3 separate regions of the Homo sapiens genome follow, and all the other regions are linked to region 1. The links are chromatin contacts, found by Hi-C in ENCODE. All regions are on one chromosome and are shown on one strand. The core of a region is the stretch at or near the end of the contact, and the rest is flanking DNA. Distances in the headings are between cores, read along the strand shown. Region 1 holds the start of CDC25A (cell division cycle 25A). Region 2 holds the start of DAG1 (dystroglycan 1). Region 3 holds the start of APEH (acylaminoacyl-peptide hydrolase).

Region 1 (4,418 bases), core at 413-2,912:
CACCTCCAGTGGTTGCTCATAATCACTGAAACCAACAGAAATAAACCATGAATGATTTATAGGATATAATTAAAAGGTCACATGCAGGAGATAGGCCATGAGATTAAGAAGCAGCCAGGCTGCCAGAAACCATTTCTAGGCCACACCACAAGTGGCAAAGATCCCACTTTGCCACTCTGAACACCCAATTAGCACTTGGGCAAAGGAGAAAAAAGGAGTGGGTGGGCATGGCCTTGGACCACATTGCAGGTTATGATGGCTATGGCAAATGTTGGGGTATTTCCTAAAATAAAAGCATGTGTTCTAAGTACTGAGACAGAGTCGGGATGAAAGTTGAACAGGACACTTTCTGCTTTTCAGAAGTTGGGAAACGCACAAGACATGTGCTTAGCAAACGGGATGCCAGAGATTGAAGGGAAAGTAGCTCTTCCGCGGGAAACACCGTGGGATGCATTTTTTGCTATCAGGAAAAGCCCAGGAAGCTTTCTGAAAGTTGGGTAAAAAGACCTGGCCTTAGGAAAGCAGCAGAGTGGACATCAGGAATGTGCACAGGGCGAGGGACTGAGATGATTTTACATAAACGCCAGGAAAGAAAATGCCATGGTCCTTTGTTGAGAAGGAACAAAGATCACAGCAAACGAAGATCCTGAGGATGGTTTAGCAAAGGGTGAAAGTGAGTGCCTAGAAGAGCCTGATTTTCCCCGCGGGGGTAGATTCCAAAGAGCTTCCAGGGATAGAGATAGAAGGAGAGTACGGAGCAATCCGAAAGGGGTGAAGGTGGGCCTGGCTCGGGCTTAGGCCCAAGGATCTCCACCTCTTCCCCTGGAAGGTCCCGACGGCCTCTCCCGCCCAACATTCCGCCCGGGCGGGGGTGCACATGGCAGGCCCTAGCCCGGCTGTCCCCGAGCGGCGAACCCGGACGGACGGGTCTCGCCCTTCTCCCGGTCCGTTTCCTGGCCTGATCTCTCCGAGGCCGACACCGAGGCCAGGGGCCCGGAGCACCGCCCGCCGGTCTCTCCTTACCTGCCCAGACCCTGCAGCTGGTCCATAGTGACGGTCAGGTTGGTGACAGGCGACAGTCCCCCGGCGGCTGAAGCGCCAAATAGCGCCTTCACGACGGGCTGCGACGCGGGAGGGGGGCTGCAGGCGAAGAGCAGGCGGCGGCGGTGCGGGGGCTCCGGGCCCAGTTCCATGGCGGCGCCCGGCCTCGCAGAGCTCCCGCTCCCTCTTCCTCTGCCTCCGCCGCGACCGCCCCGCCCCGCCGACACCGGCCTCGGCCGCGCGCCACCGGCGCCCGCGGGTCAAACACAAACACGACTCCGCGGTTCAGGGACGCGGCTGCCGCGGGCAAGCGGCGCGGCCGGGCGGGTGTGCGGACCCTCCAGGCGCCAGCCACCAGCCACAGGCACGGGTGCTTCCCTCTCACACCGCGAGGCCAGCGGGCGGGCGGGCGCCGGCAACCTGAAGATTAAATCCAAACAAACGTGGCGGGTCGGCAAGAGAAGCCGGGCGAGAGCCTCGAGGCAACGGCCCAGGCTCACGCTGTCTTCGCTGTTCTCCCACCCGCTTGCCCAGCTCCGGGTAGCAGAAAACCAAGCCGACCTACACCTCTTACCCAGGCTGTCGCAGCCAGGCCGGCCTTTCGCGGTAATAGCGGCTCAGTGGGGCCAGCTGCTGCCCCGCCCCCCTTTCCTAGTTGGCGCCAAACGGAATCCACCAATCAGTAAGCAACTTCTCCTCCTCTCAACCGAATGGCAGCTAGGCTGGGCCAATGAGAGGGGAAGAAGAAAGCGGCTCGCGGGACTCTGCCAGGTCATCGGCTCTCAGAAGGGGGCGGAGCCCAGAGCAGAAGAGCGGGGATCAAAATGAGAGGGGGAGCAGAGGTCAATGAAAACTCCCAGCAGAACCTGCGAGGCGCTGCTCGCGGCTGAAAGGCCCCTTTGCCCCGTCGCATGCTGGGAAGCGTAGTTCCCATCGCGAGCTGCCGTCCAGTTAGCTTCGGCCCCCTTTGGGCCTCCGCTACCTCGCCCCCAGCCGGGCGCCCCACACTCTGAGGCAATGTGGAGGCTAAGGAAGACCTGTGGAGGTCTGGCCGGATCCAGCCTTGGCTCGGCCTCTAACCGTGCAGTATTGTGGACCCCTTTCTTCCGCCCCGGGCCTCCAGGCCCCATTTTATAATGAGGGAGGGAATGCAATGACCCCCAGGACTGGACTCGACCACCAGGGCCCAACTCTGGAGGGCTCACAGACCCTGGGTGCTGCTGGCCTCATGGGATTTGAACCCCGCAGTACAACCTGTGCTGTGGGCCTCAGCATTTTTTGCTCACTTCCATTCTAGCCCTTATTGGATGCTCTTAGAATCATTTCTTTCTTTCCCACCACTTCTTAGCCCCCTGGGAGCTCCTAGAGAGAAATAACAGCAAACACAATAATAGCAAATAATAGCTAAAGTTTACATAATGCTTATGCACTTGACACTGTTCCCAGTGTGTTAATCTGTATTAATTCATTTAATCTTTACAACTCTGTGACATAGGAATTATCCCCATTTTCTAAGTGGGCATATTTACTTTTACAGCGCCGAACCTGTGGCAGCTCCTAGACGGATTTTGAGGGCCATAAGTGCATGATTTAATTGCAACCTACTGCTGGGCTTAGTGGCTCACGCCTATCATCCCAGCACTTTGGGAGGGCGAGGTGGGAGGATTGCCTGAGCCCACGAATTTGAGACCAGCCTGGGCAACAAAGTGAGACACCCCCTGCCCCCCACTCAAAAAAAAAAAACCCTACAGTTTGAAAAGCCATGCTGGACAGGTGGAAACCCCAAACCTTTGGCCCCAACACCAGACCCTTCACAGTGAGGAACCTCTCTCTCAGGATTCATCTCCTTTTCTGTGCACCAGTGCTCCACCACCCAGGAACCTCCCTTCCCTCCAGAAACCCCAGGCTATTTAGGCCTCTCTGCACAGTTCACATGGTCTGTGGTCCCACTGTTTCAAATAGTTCTCCCTGTCGTATCTCTGAATACTTTCCTCTCCTCCTGTGTTTTATGTGGTTTAATACTTGGCTCAACAGGCCGGGAGCGGTGGCTCACGCCTGTAATCCCAGCACTTTGGGAGACCGAGGCGGGCGGATCACGGGGTCAGGAGATCGAGACCATCCTGGCTAACATGGTGAAACCCCGGCTCTACTAAAAATACAAAAAATTACCGGGCGTGGTGGCGGGCGCCTGTAGTCCCAGCTACTCGGGAGGCTGAGGCAGAAGAATGGCTGAACTCGGGAGGCGGAGCTTGCAGTGAGCCAAGACCGAGCCACTGCACTCCAGCCTGGGCAACAGAGCGAGACTCCGTCTCAAAAAACAAAAACAAAACTTGGCTCAACATTCCTGTTACTGCATTCATTCATTCAACATATGTTTATTTAAGGATTACTAGAACAAATTCAGTGCTTGAAATAATACCACAATCCCTGCTCTCAGGGAGCTCTGGTCCGCTGAGCATAAAGCTCCTTCTAATAATGGAATTATTACCATGACAATAGCTGTGGTTTGTGGAGGGATGGTGGGCACCTAGAGGAGGGGCGGGGACTGGGGAAGGCAGTACGGTGGGGGGCACGTCCTAAAGGAGATTAAAACTAAAGGTCAAGGTTGCTGGAGAAGGGGAGCTTGGGGCTGGTGGGAAGTGCTTTCTAAGGAAACGGCCCTCGGCAGCCAGGAGGTGAGGAGGAACGCCGTACTTGCCGGGAGCTACTCCTGAGTTGATCCAGTCGGTTCTAGAATGGGCACATGGGACTGGCTGTGAGGGACAGTTCTTGAAAGGATTGGAGTTTGCTGAAGAGTTTGGCCTTATCCTGTGGACAGTGGAGGGTGTGTGATAACCGGATCAGATTTGCTTTAGGGTGGATCAGTGGAGGAGAGTGGGGAGGCCTGAGGAAAAAGGAGGTGGCTGTCTCAAAAGTCTGGGAGATTCTGAAGCAAGGTGGGGGCCTTGGAGACAAAGGAAGGGAATGATTCTGTGAGCCCTGAAGGAGGTAGATCTCATCAGATTTTGATAATTGAGAGTTAAGATTGTAGGGGGCTAGAGGGAAGGGAGGAGGCTAGAATGATTCTTAGGTAATGATTCAAGTACCTGGGTGGATGTAACATTTCAACAATTGGAGGCATACTTCTTGGAGGAATTTGATGAGCTCAGTTTTGTGCTGGTGGACTGGCTGGGGGGTGTAGTCAGGAGGCAGATTTGGTGTTGATTAGCATGAAGATGGTAATGCCCATTGAGGATGTACAAAGGGTTTTTAGGACCCTGGATCTGGGGAGCACCAGCATTGAGGACTTGATGTAGTGAGACAGGACCGCAAAGCTGGGGCTGAGATAGAAACCACAAGGGAGTAGCCGAGTCCATAGTTCAGAGGTGCACCCAGGA
Region 2 (4,564 bases), core at 1-2,500, 1.3 Mb after region 1:
TTGGAGCCGAGACACTGAAGTATAGATAATTGCAAAAAGGTATGTTTTTGGGAGATGGGGCATTCCTTTCTTATCTCTGCAACTTGCATCTCCCAGACGCTCCTGAGGAGGGAGGGAAAGCCAGGGAGCCCCAGAGCTCTCCGGGATCCAGGGAGGAAACCATGGCTGGTGGCAGCCAGTTCTGTGTTCAGAATGTGCTTGCTGTCAAGAGTGCAGGCCTGGAATTCCAGCCTGGCCACAGGCCAAGGAGGGAATGGACCCATCCTGCGCATGGTGTGGGGATGAGAAGCAGAGCCCACCACGGGTCTCATTCCCAGACCCATCCGGTAACTGTCAGTTTCAGTAACTGTGAAGTCTGGGGCTTTTGGGGTGGGGGGCTGCAGGTTAAGTCCTGGGGAGAGCTAGAGCTACCTTAGGACCCTCCCCTTGAATGTTCCAGGCAGCAACCCCCCTCTCTTATTTCTTCCCCCACCAAAAGAATGCAGGCCACTAGGAGTGAGTGACCAGCGCCTGCGAGTTAGAGCTATTTTGGGCAGGAGAGCAGGCGTCGGATTCCAGTGTTCCAGGCAGGGGGAGGGGACGAGGGTTAGGCCTGAGGCGCTTTCCGACTCCCCAGCCTGCTGTGGGCGAGGCTCTAGGAGATGAGCTAGCTTCCCGCTCCTCCTGTCCCTGGCCTCAGTCTCCCATCCGTGTAAGGGCCGGGCAGCAAGGCTTTCATCCTTTGCAATTGAGAGAACGCTTCCTGATTGTTCTCATGGCTTAGAAATACCCCTTGATTTGCATTCGAAGGAAATAAGGAGGGCTGAACGCAGTCGACGGGTGGCCAGTTGCTGGGCCAGTTCGCAGTCCTGACTGTCCCTTGATTAGTCTTAGAGGCCCAAAGGCCTGAAGTTGGGCGGGGAGCCCCTCCCCCACACTACTGGTTCTGAAGGCTCCGAGTGACCGGGACCGACCGCCGGGGTGTGTCCCGGGACGGACTTCCCTGGCCGTGGGGGCGAGGCTTCCATAATGGGGCGTGACTTTTAGGGCGGGGGAGTGGCTAGCCAATGAGCAGAGAGGTGCTGGCCGGGGCGGGGCTTGCGCGCGGGTGCGGCGCGCTGCGGAGCGGCCGACGCAGGCAGAAGCCGGCGGCGCGCGGACAGCCAGTCGGCGCCGCGCGGAGCTGGCCGCTGGATTGGCTGCAACACTCGCGTGTCAGGCGGTTGCTAGGCTCCGGCCGCGCGCCCCGCCCTTGCGCTCAGCGCCCTCTCACCGCCCGGTACGTGCTCGCGCGAAGGCTGCGGCGCGGCGCTCGCGCCTCTTAGGCTTGGCGGTGGCGGCGGCGGCAGCTTCGCGCCGAATCCCCGGGGAGCGGCGGTGGCGGCGTCCTGGGGCCAGGAGGAGCGAACACCTGCCGCGGTCCTCCCGCCGGCGCTGGGTGAGTGCACCGCCCGCCCTATCCGCTGTGCCTGGCTGCTTGGGCCCCCATCCCTGCTGCCGGCTGAGCCTTCCGCGGAACACCTGCTGCTGCTCGCTGTTCGGCCCGGGGCGGGGACACGGCCGCGGACGTCCTTGTGGGTGAGGAGGCGGTGCCGCCCGGGCGGAGCCGCCCCTTTGCTCTGGGTCCCGCAGGCAAAGGCTCGGAGCGTTCGGCTGCAAGGCCCGGGCCGCGCGCCGCGGCGATGGGCCAGGCCTTAGCTCGGCCCGCGCTCCCGGGAACGTGGAGCCTGCGCCTTGGCCGCGGTCGTGAGCCGCCTGCGGGCCGCCTCCCTGGCTTCCAATAGGGGTTGTGGCCCAGTTGGGCCGGATTCCGACTGTGGGGAGTCGAGCCCCGCTAGAGGCAGGGAAGGGCACCGCTGCCGCCACTGCTCTGTCAGAGCTGCTCAGAGCCTTGGTGGGTTCCGTCATCCTTACTTGAGCTCCTTTGGAAGCTTGTTTACTTACTACCTTTTCACTTTGTATTTGGCAGACCTGGTTCACCTGCGAGTGTATTTGGATAGTGTCTCCACAGAAAATGTCGTCTCGGCTTGGAATCTTTTTGCCATAAATTCTAAGTTAGTTTCCTACAAACTCAACTGGTAACTTAAAATGCATCCTTTAATCTCTATAACTTGAAAAGTTCTTATTTTTGTAAATCGAGTTGCTTCAGAATTAGTTTTAATGGTGACGATGAAGTTTTGACTGGTTGAGGCAAGAGCCTGGGACAGCACCTTCATAGCGCAGAGTCTAACTTAAGATTCTAGCCTGCTGCTTCCCTAAATAAGCGAGTAGAAGTGACTCCTGGCATAGAAGCCAGACTCCGTGAAGGGAAGGTGGTGTTTATAGGACATAATTCCAGATAAAGAGCTGGATGTGCTTTCAGGTGTTTTGCAAAGTCTGGTGTAGATGGGGTATTGCAGTTTTATCAGGTTCTATGCTTAGTTAAGTTCAGAGACATTATTTTGGAATGTTCCTGTTCTAAAAAAGAATTCAACCGTACTACATTTTGGAGGCATAAAAATCCATAGTTTGAGTATGGAGAAGTTTAGTTGAACTTTTGTGGGTTTTTTTTGCTGTGAACTAAGGAAGAAGAGCTCATGGCCTGTGTCCTGTATTTTGGAGAAATCAGATTTCAGTAGGGAGTTGGATCCATCATGTGAAGACCCTATGGGATATAAAAGCTTGTGCTGACATGTGCTTTTGTTAAAAGAGGCACAGTGCAAATCCTCACTGTTCTTAAAAATTGATTTTGCAAAATGCATTTATTCATTTGAACAAATATTTTGATTCACTACCTGCCAAATTCTGTGGTAGATCCTAGGGACCCATGTAAAAGAGTCTGCTTCTGCCCTTAAGGAATTCAGTTTAGGGGGCAGTGGGGACCAGGGAACCCATGATTAATAGTGTCTGCCCGCTAAGCGTGCTCACATAGTAGCCTGAGGAGAGAGGGAATTCCTGAGCTGTGGTTTTCAGGGCCAGCAGGAATTAGTGGGGGACATCAAGGCCTGGACACAGGGAACCACATGTACATGAGCACCTAAAATAGTGCTTGGGAGTCCTCCAGCTTGGCAGGTGCGAGCTCTGGGCCTGCCTTGTGCTCAGGAGTTCCAACTTTGTATGCGGGGTGCAGGAGTCTGGGGAGCCTTTTAATCAGTAGAGTGGTGTGACCCAGACCTGTGTTTAGAAAGATATTGCTGGTGGAGTGGCAGGAAGAGGGAGGGGGTCAGGACCTCTGGCAGTTAAGTCAGCTAACAGAGGAGAGGTGGGGAGGGAGAAGGAGCCATCAGAAAAGAGAGACTGAAAAGGTAGTACAGAGGGGATGTCCTGCCATGATGGGGGAGGAGCTACATTCTGGAATGCATGGGCCAGAAGACCAAGCATAACCAAGGATTTAAATTCCTTGTTGACTACCTGGTATAGTGACCTACAGAGTTGCTTGTGTCTGGTTAGTGTTGAGGATGGTGGGATTTGGAGGGACCACTTAGGGACCACTTAGACTGCCGTCGATGCATAGGAAAGGAGGCCTGGCATTTGATTATTAAAAACTTTATCGCCGGGCATGGTGGCTCCCACCTGTAATCCCAGCAGTTTGGGAGGCCGAGGCGGGCGGATCACGAGGTCAGGAGATCGAGATCATCCTGGCTAACACGGTGAAACCCCCTCTCTACTAAAAATACAAAAAATTAGCCGGGCGTGGTGGTGGGCACCTGTAGTCCCAGCTACTCAGGAGGCTGAGGCAGGAGAATGGCGTGAACCCGGGAGGCGGAGCTTGCAGTGAGTTGAGATAGAGCCACTGCACTCCAGCCTGGGCCACAGATCGAGACTCCGTCTCAAAAACAAAACAAAAAACAACTTTATCTCCAGGCAGGGCGTGGTGGCTCACGCCTGTAATCCCAGCACTTTGGGATTCTGAGGCAGGTGGATTACCTGAGGTCAGGAGTTCAGGACCAGCCTGGCCGACATGGTGAAACCCCGTCTCTACTAAAAAATACAAAAATTAGCCAGGCATGGTGGCGGGCGCCTTTAATCGCAGCTACTCGGGAGGCTGAGACAGGAGAATCGCTTGAACCCGGGAGGCGGAGGTTGCAGTGAGCTGAAAGCCTGGGTGACAAGAGCAAAACTCGGTCTCAAAAAAAATAAAAAATAAAACAAAACAACTGGCCAGGCGCGGTGGCTCACGCCCGTAATCCCAGCACTTTGGGAGGCTGAGGCGGGTGGATCACGAGGTCAGGAGATCAAGACCATCCTGGCTAACACGGTGAAACCCTGTCTCTACTAAAAATACAAAAAATTAGCCAGGTGGGGTGGCGGGCGCCTGTAGTCCCAGCTACTCATTCTCCTGGAGGCTGAGGCAGGAGAATGGCGTGAACCCGGGAGGCGGAGCTTGCAGTGAGCTGAGATAGCGCCACTGCAGTCCGGCCTGGGCGACAGAGCGAGACTCCGTCTCAAAACAAAAAAAAAACACAAAAAAAACACAAAACTTTATCTCCTACTTGAACCTGGGGTACTGCATTTCCTCTTGCGCACAGCAGGCATCTTAACCCGTGAGAGACAATGTGTGTTCATCCTTGTGGAGGCAGTTGAGAGCATATTTCATTTCTTTTCT
Region 3 (5,046 bases), core at 1,040-3,539, 1.5 Mb after region 1:
CAGGAATCCCAGCTTCACCTCTGGCCCTCTCCCCAGAATTAACATTTTGATGCGTGTCCTTCTTTCCTGTTTGTTGTTCCAGTCTTCATTTTAAACAGAAGCCAGAAGGTGCAATATATCCTGTTTTCTAGCTTTCTGTTTATTTCCACGTTTATTTCAGGTACTTAAATGTTCGTCTTCCAGTGCTCAACCTCCAGAGAGATACACCATTAGTTCATAGCCAGTCTACCACACACAATCTAAGGAACAGGCACTATGTTCCCAGTGTTCCTATTATAAACAATGCTTGATGAACATCCTATTTTCCAATCTTTCCACCCAAATTGGTGGCTGGGGCCACTCATTCTACTCCTGTTTCTGGCCTTGATACAGTCCTGTACATACTGACAAATGCAGTGGCGTCAGAAAGTTGGGACTCTTTTTTTTTTTTTTTCTTGAGACGGAGTTTCACTCTTGTTGCCCAGGCTGGAGTGCAGTGGCATGATCTCGGCTCACTGCAACCTCCACTTCCCAGGTTCAAGCGATTCTCCTGCCTCAGCCTCCCGAGTAGCTGGGATTACAGGCGCGTGCCACCCAGCCCGGCTAATTTTTGTATTTTTAGTAGAGACAGGGTTTCTCCATGTTGGCCAAGCTGATCCCGAACTCCTGGCCTCAGGTGATCCACCCGCCTCAGCCTCCCAAAGTGCTAGGATTATAGGCGTGAGCCACCGCGCCTGGCACTTTTTTTTTTTTTTTTTTAAGATGGACTCTGGCTGTCGCCCAGGATGGAGTGCAGTGGCGCGATCTCGGCTCACTGCAAGCTCCGCCTCCCGGGTTCACACCATTCTCCTGCCTCAGCCTCCCGAGTAACTGGGACTACAGGCGCCTGCCACCATGCCCAGCTAATTTTTTGTATTTTTAGTAGAGACAGGGTTTCACCGTGTTAGCCAGGATGGTCTCGATCTCCTGACCTCGTGATCCGCCCGCCTCGGCCTTCCAAAGTGCAGGGATTACAGGCGTGAGCCACCGCGCCCGGCCGGCCGGGACTTTTTTTTTTTTTTTTTTTTTTTTTTTTACTTAACTAGTTATCTTGAGTAAGTAATGATGCGGCTGATGGGAAAGGGGAAGCTACAGGCCAGACAAGTGGACTCTCAATCACAAGCACGCCATGGAGCAGGGAGCCAGGGCCCTGAATGTGGAAGACCAGCCAGACTCAGGTATATGGAGGGAACATCCTTACTGTCCAGCCTCTCCTGATCTCTGTTGGCACCTTAGCCCAGCCAATCCTGTACCACGTGCACAGGGAACCTGCCTGCCTAGGTTTTTTCCACAGGAAGCTCCCTGGTCCTGGGTGGAGTCTGAGCCCACCAGGCCTTTCACACCCAAGAGCTCAGGGTGAGGCCTGGGGAGGAAGGCAGGGACCCACCAGCTCACGGTCCCCAACAAGGTGCCACTGAGAAGGCTGGGTAAAGGCTGCGGGGATAGATAGCTCTTGCGGCAGGCCTGGCGACTGATAAGTCCGGGCAGCACCCTAAGAGTTGGCACCCGCCCCTCTGCCCCGCACCCCAGGGCTTTGCTTCGCGCCCTCCGCCCGGACCCTGGCCCTTCTCTTCTTCGTCTGCGTGGAACTCCCTCCAGGGCAGGGCCTGGCACTGTGTAGTGAATGTCGGCCTCGTGGTGGACCCGAAGGAACCCTACAGTCAGCCCCAGAGCCGCGGGAGATCCACGCTGCGGCCGGCTCCGCCCCGCCCAACCCTCACCCTCACGCTCACGCTCACGCTCACGCTCACGCTCACGCTCACAGGCTCCCGGCTCCACATTCCTCGCAGGGCTCCAATCCGGACCCGCCCGCCTTGCCCTTCATCCTCAAAGACTCATTGGTCCCATTCCCCTCGGGCCCCGCCCTTCGCGTGCTTGGGCCATGCCCGTCCGACCGCGCTGCTTCCGCCTTGCAGCACCCCCTCAACCCCTTCTCTCGTAGGCCCTTCTACCCTCCCCGAAGCCGGGCTCCCGGGTTCCGCTTCCACAGGGCCGCCCCCTCTCCTCCGAGATCCAACGCCTCGCCCCTCGGTAAGAGGCCCAGGACTCAGCCCACGGCCCCGCCCCCCACTTGGCTAGTCCGCCCCTGGCGAGACCCCTGCTCTCACCCACCCAGGACTTCTCGCTCCCAGGCCGGGTCCTCTCACCGTCAAGGCCCGCCCCCTGCCAACGGTCCTCACCCATTAGCCGAAGGCCCCGCCCCTCACAGATTGCCGCAGGGCAGGGGCGGAGACAGCCCGGGCCGTCCCAGGCTCCGCCCCCGGAAGCCTCACTTCCGGGCGCGAGCACGCCCCGCCTCGCCCCGGCGGCAGAGAGGAGACTATGGAACGTCAGGTGAGGGCTCGGCCCGCGGTCCCCGTGGTCCCTGCAGCCCGGGCCGGGCCTGACCCTGGTGTGTCCCCTGCGCAGGTGCTGCTGAGCGAGCCCGAGGAGGCGGCGGCTCTGTATCGGGGCCTTAGCCGCCAGCCCGCGCTGAGCGCCGCCTGCCTGGGCCCGGAGGTCACCACGCAGTACGGCGGCCAATACCGGACGGTGCACACTGGTGTGTGTGCGAAGGGGAACTGGCTGGCGACGGGGTCGCGCACTGGGGTGGGAAGGAAGGGGGTGTGGAGGGCTCGCTGCTTGACAGTGCGTAAGGGTATATAGGGAGCCGGCCTGGACTTGGAGGTTACACTCCCACAGGTCCCTGCACACAGGTGTGTGGAGGGGGGGAGGGGGCGTGCGGGGCGTTATCGAATGGCGGCCATGAGTGCACGAGATGACGGCGTAGGGGTAGAAGTCAAACCTGGGCTCAGGGCGTGGACCTTGTAGGGCTCTCCACCAACACGCCATCCCATACACATGCCAGGCTGCCCTCAAGATTCCAGGGTGGATGCTGGGGTTACTAGGGGGTTCTCTCAAAGAGGCTGTCAGCTCAGGCTCTGGAGGCCTGGACTAGGGTTGTGGCCAAGTGTTGTCCAGCCTGCAGCCAGGGTGTCAGTGTCTGGAGACAGATTGAGAGATTGGGGAAGATAGATCTAGGCCTTCCTGGGTCAGGTGGGGCTGGGGGCAGTAGCCAGGAGTAGCCAAGACAAGGTGAGCAGTCTCATGCCTCCCCTCACAGAGTGGACCCAGAGGGACCTGGAACGCATGGAGAACATTCGATTCTGCCGCCAATACCTGGTGTTCCATGACGGGGACTCAGTGGTGTTTGCAGGACCTGCAGGCAACAGTGTGGAGACCCGGGGGGAGTAAGTTTGAGGGAGGAAGCTTGTGGGCAAGGCCACAGCCGTCCGCAATGCAAGCCTTTTATGAATGCTCACCATGTGCCTAGAAGGGAGGCCAGCAGCCAGGTTCTTGCCCCCTTGGGAGCTCATTCAGTTTCTGGTGACATGGCCTGATAAGCACTGGAAGCTTGCTCCAAACTCAGCCTGGACTAGAGCCCATGGTGGCCTGGGGAGTTGCAGAGAGTAGAGTCTCTGCCTCAGGGAGGAAAGGCAAGGTGGGGCTAGAGGTGCTCCAGAAGCTGGTGTGGGGCCAGAGCCTCAAGAATCTCTCCTAAGAGGTGTGCCCAGTAGGGAGCAGGAAGGGGTTATTGCAAGATAATCCTGACCTGTGCTACCCCATGTCCACAGACTGCTGAGCAGAGAGTCTCCTTCAGGCACCATGAAAGCTGTGCTGCGCAAGGCTGGAGGCACGGGCCCTGGGGAAGAGAAGCAGTTCCTGGAGGTGAGTCTGCATGGGACCAGGTAGTGGGTGACAAGAGAGAGGCTCTGCCCCACAGATAAGGCTCTGTTAGCGGGCAAACAGCCTAATGCCCAGATGTCCTCAGGTCTGGGAGAAGAACCGGAAGCTCAAGAGCTTCAACCTGTCAGCGCTGGAGAAACATGGGCCTGTTTATGAGGATGGTGAGGCATCTGGCTGGTGAGCAGGCAGGGTGGACAGGAGGGGTAGCCGTAGCCCTGGGCCCCCCCTGATTGGCCCTCCCTGCACCCAGACTGCTTTGGCTGCCTGTCCTGGTCGCACTCGGAGACACACTTGTTGTATGTGGCAGAGAAGAAGCGCCCCAAGGCCGAGTCCTTCTTTCAGACCAAAGCCTTGGACGTCAGTGCCAGCGATGATGAGATAGCCAGGCTGAAGAAGCCAGACCAAGCCATCAAGGTGCTCGTGGTCAATCCACGAAGGCCCGGCAGGGCAGCCCTGGGGCTCAGTGTGCTCCCTTCCCATACTGTGCCTGTCAGACCTGGGGAGGCACTAGCTTTTAGGAAGCAGAGCAGGTCCTATAGACAGGCTGGGCATTGAGTATCTTGTGTTCTCAGGGGGATCAGTTTGTGTTTTATGAAGACTGGGGAGAAAACATGGTTTCCAAAAGCATCCCTGTGCTCTGCGTGCTGGATGTCGAGAGTGGCAACATCTCTGTGCTTGAGGGGGTCCCTGAGAATGTGTCCCCTGGACAGGTCAGCAGCAACAGCCTGTGTCCCCCCTGGAGTCTGGGACCCTTCTTGAGCTACCACCCCTTGCTCACTCCTGCCCTTTGATCCTGTTTACAGGCATTTTGGGCCCCTGGAGATGCTGGTGTGGTGTTTGTGGGCTGGTGGCATGAGCCCTTCCGGTTGGGCATCCGCTTTTGCACCAATCGCAGGTGAGGGAGTGGGGCAAGGCAAGGGGCCTTGCAGCCCAGCTGGCCTTGAGACTGAGTGTCTGTCTCGTGGTTCCAGGTCAGCCCTGTATTATGTGGACCTCATCGGGGGGAAGTGTGGTAAGTGGCTGATGCCCACCTGTGCTTTGCTGACACATGTTGGCCCTGCCAGCCTGCGTGATGCTCATGTTTCCATCTGGCCCAGAGCTCCTCTCGGATGACTCCCTGGCTGTCTCTTCTCCCCGGCTGAGCCCAGACCAATGTCGCATTGTCTACCTGCAGTACCCATCTCTGATCCCCCATCACCAATGCAGCCAGCTGTGCCTGGTGAGCTGGAGGTGGCAGGGATGGGAGGGTGGTCAGCAAGAAGATGGGATGGTGGATGAGAGCTGAAGGGCCAGTATCATCTC

The links. A loop is a pair of places that touch in the nucleus more often than their neighbours do. Pooled maps may share reads with other maps.
Region 2: a map of CD8-positive, alpha-beta T cell shows a loop between it and region 1 (20-fold over the local background). The contact joins the promoter of DAG1 here to the promoter of CDC25A in region 1. A Hi-C loop is called at or near these places in 2 of 168 maps with a recorded cell type or tissue (CD8-positive, alpha-beta T cell and naive thymus-derived CD4-positive, alpha-beta T cell) and 6 of 50 pooled maps.
Region 3: a pooled map shows a loop between it and region 1 (9-fold over the local background). The contact joins the promoter of APEH here to the promoter of CDC25A in region 1. A Hi-C loop is called at or near these places in 6 of 50 pooled maps.

The regions. Positions count from the first base shown.
Region 1 is chr3:48,186,755-48,191,172 of GRCh38, forward strand. It overlaps CDC25A (cell division cycle 25A), which reads right to left and starts at 1,663. Exons shown (of 15, transcript NM_001789.3): 1 at 1,024-1,663; 2 at 1-25. The coding sequence starts at 1,193. RefSeq lists an enhancer at 748-1,376 and a silencer at 1,120-1,329.
Region 2 is chr3:49,469,017-49,473,580 of GRCh38, forward strand. It overlaps DAG1 (dystroglycan 1), which reads left to right and starts at 1,251. Exons shown (of 3, transcript NM_004393.6): 1 at 1,251-1,417. RefSeq lists a silencer at 930-1,669.
Region 3 is chr3:49,672,062-49,677,107 of GRCh38, forward strand. It overlaps APEH (acylaminoacyl-peptide hydrolase), which reads left to right and starts at 2,290. Exons shown (of 22, transcript NM_001640.4): 1 at 2,290-2,352; 2 at 2,428-2,560; 3 at 3,122-3,248; 4 at 3,633-3,726; 5 at 3,830-3,905; 6 at 3,995-4,158; 7 at 4,317-4,454; 8 at 4,548-4,639; 9 at 4,716-4,756; 10 at 4,842-4,963. The coding sequence starts at 2,341. It also overlaps a transcript of BSN not described here. RefSeq lists a silencer at 1,975-2,584.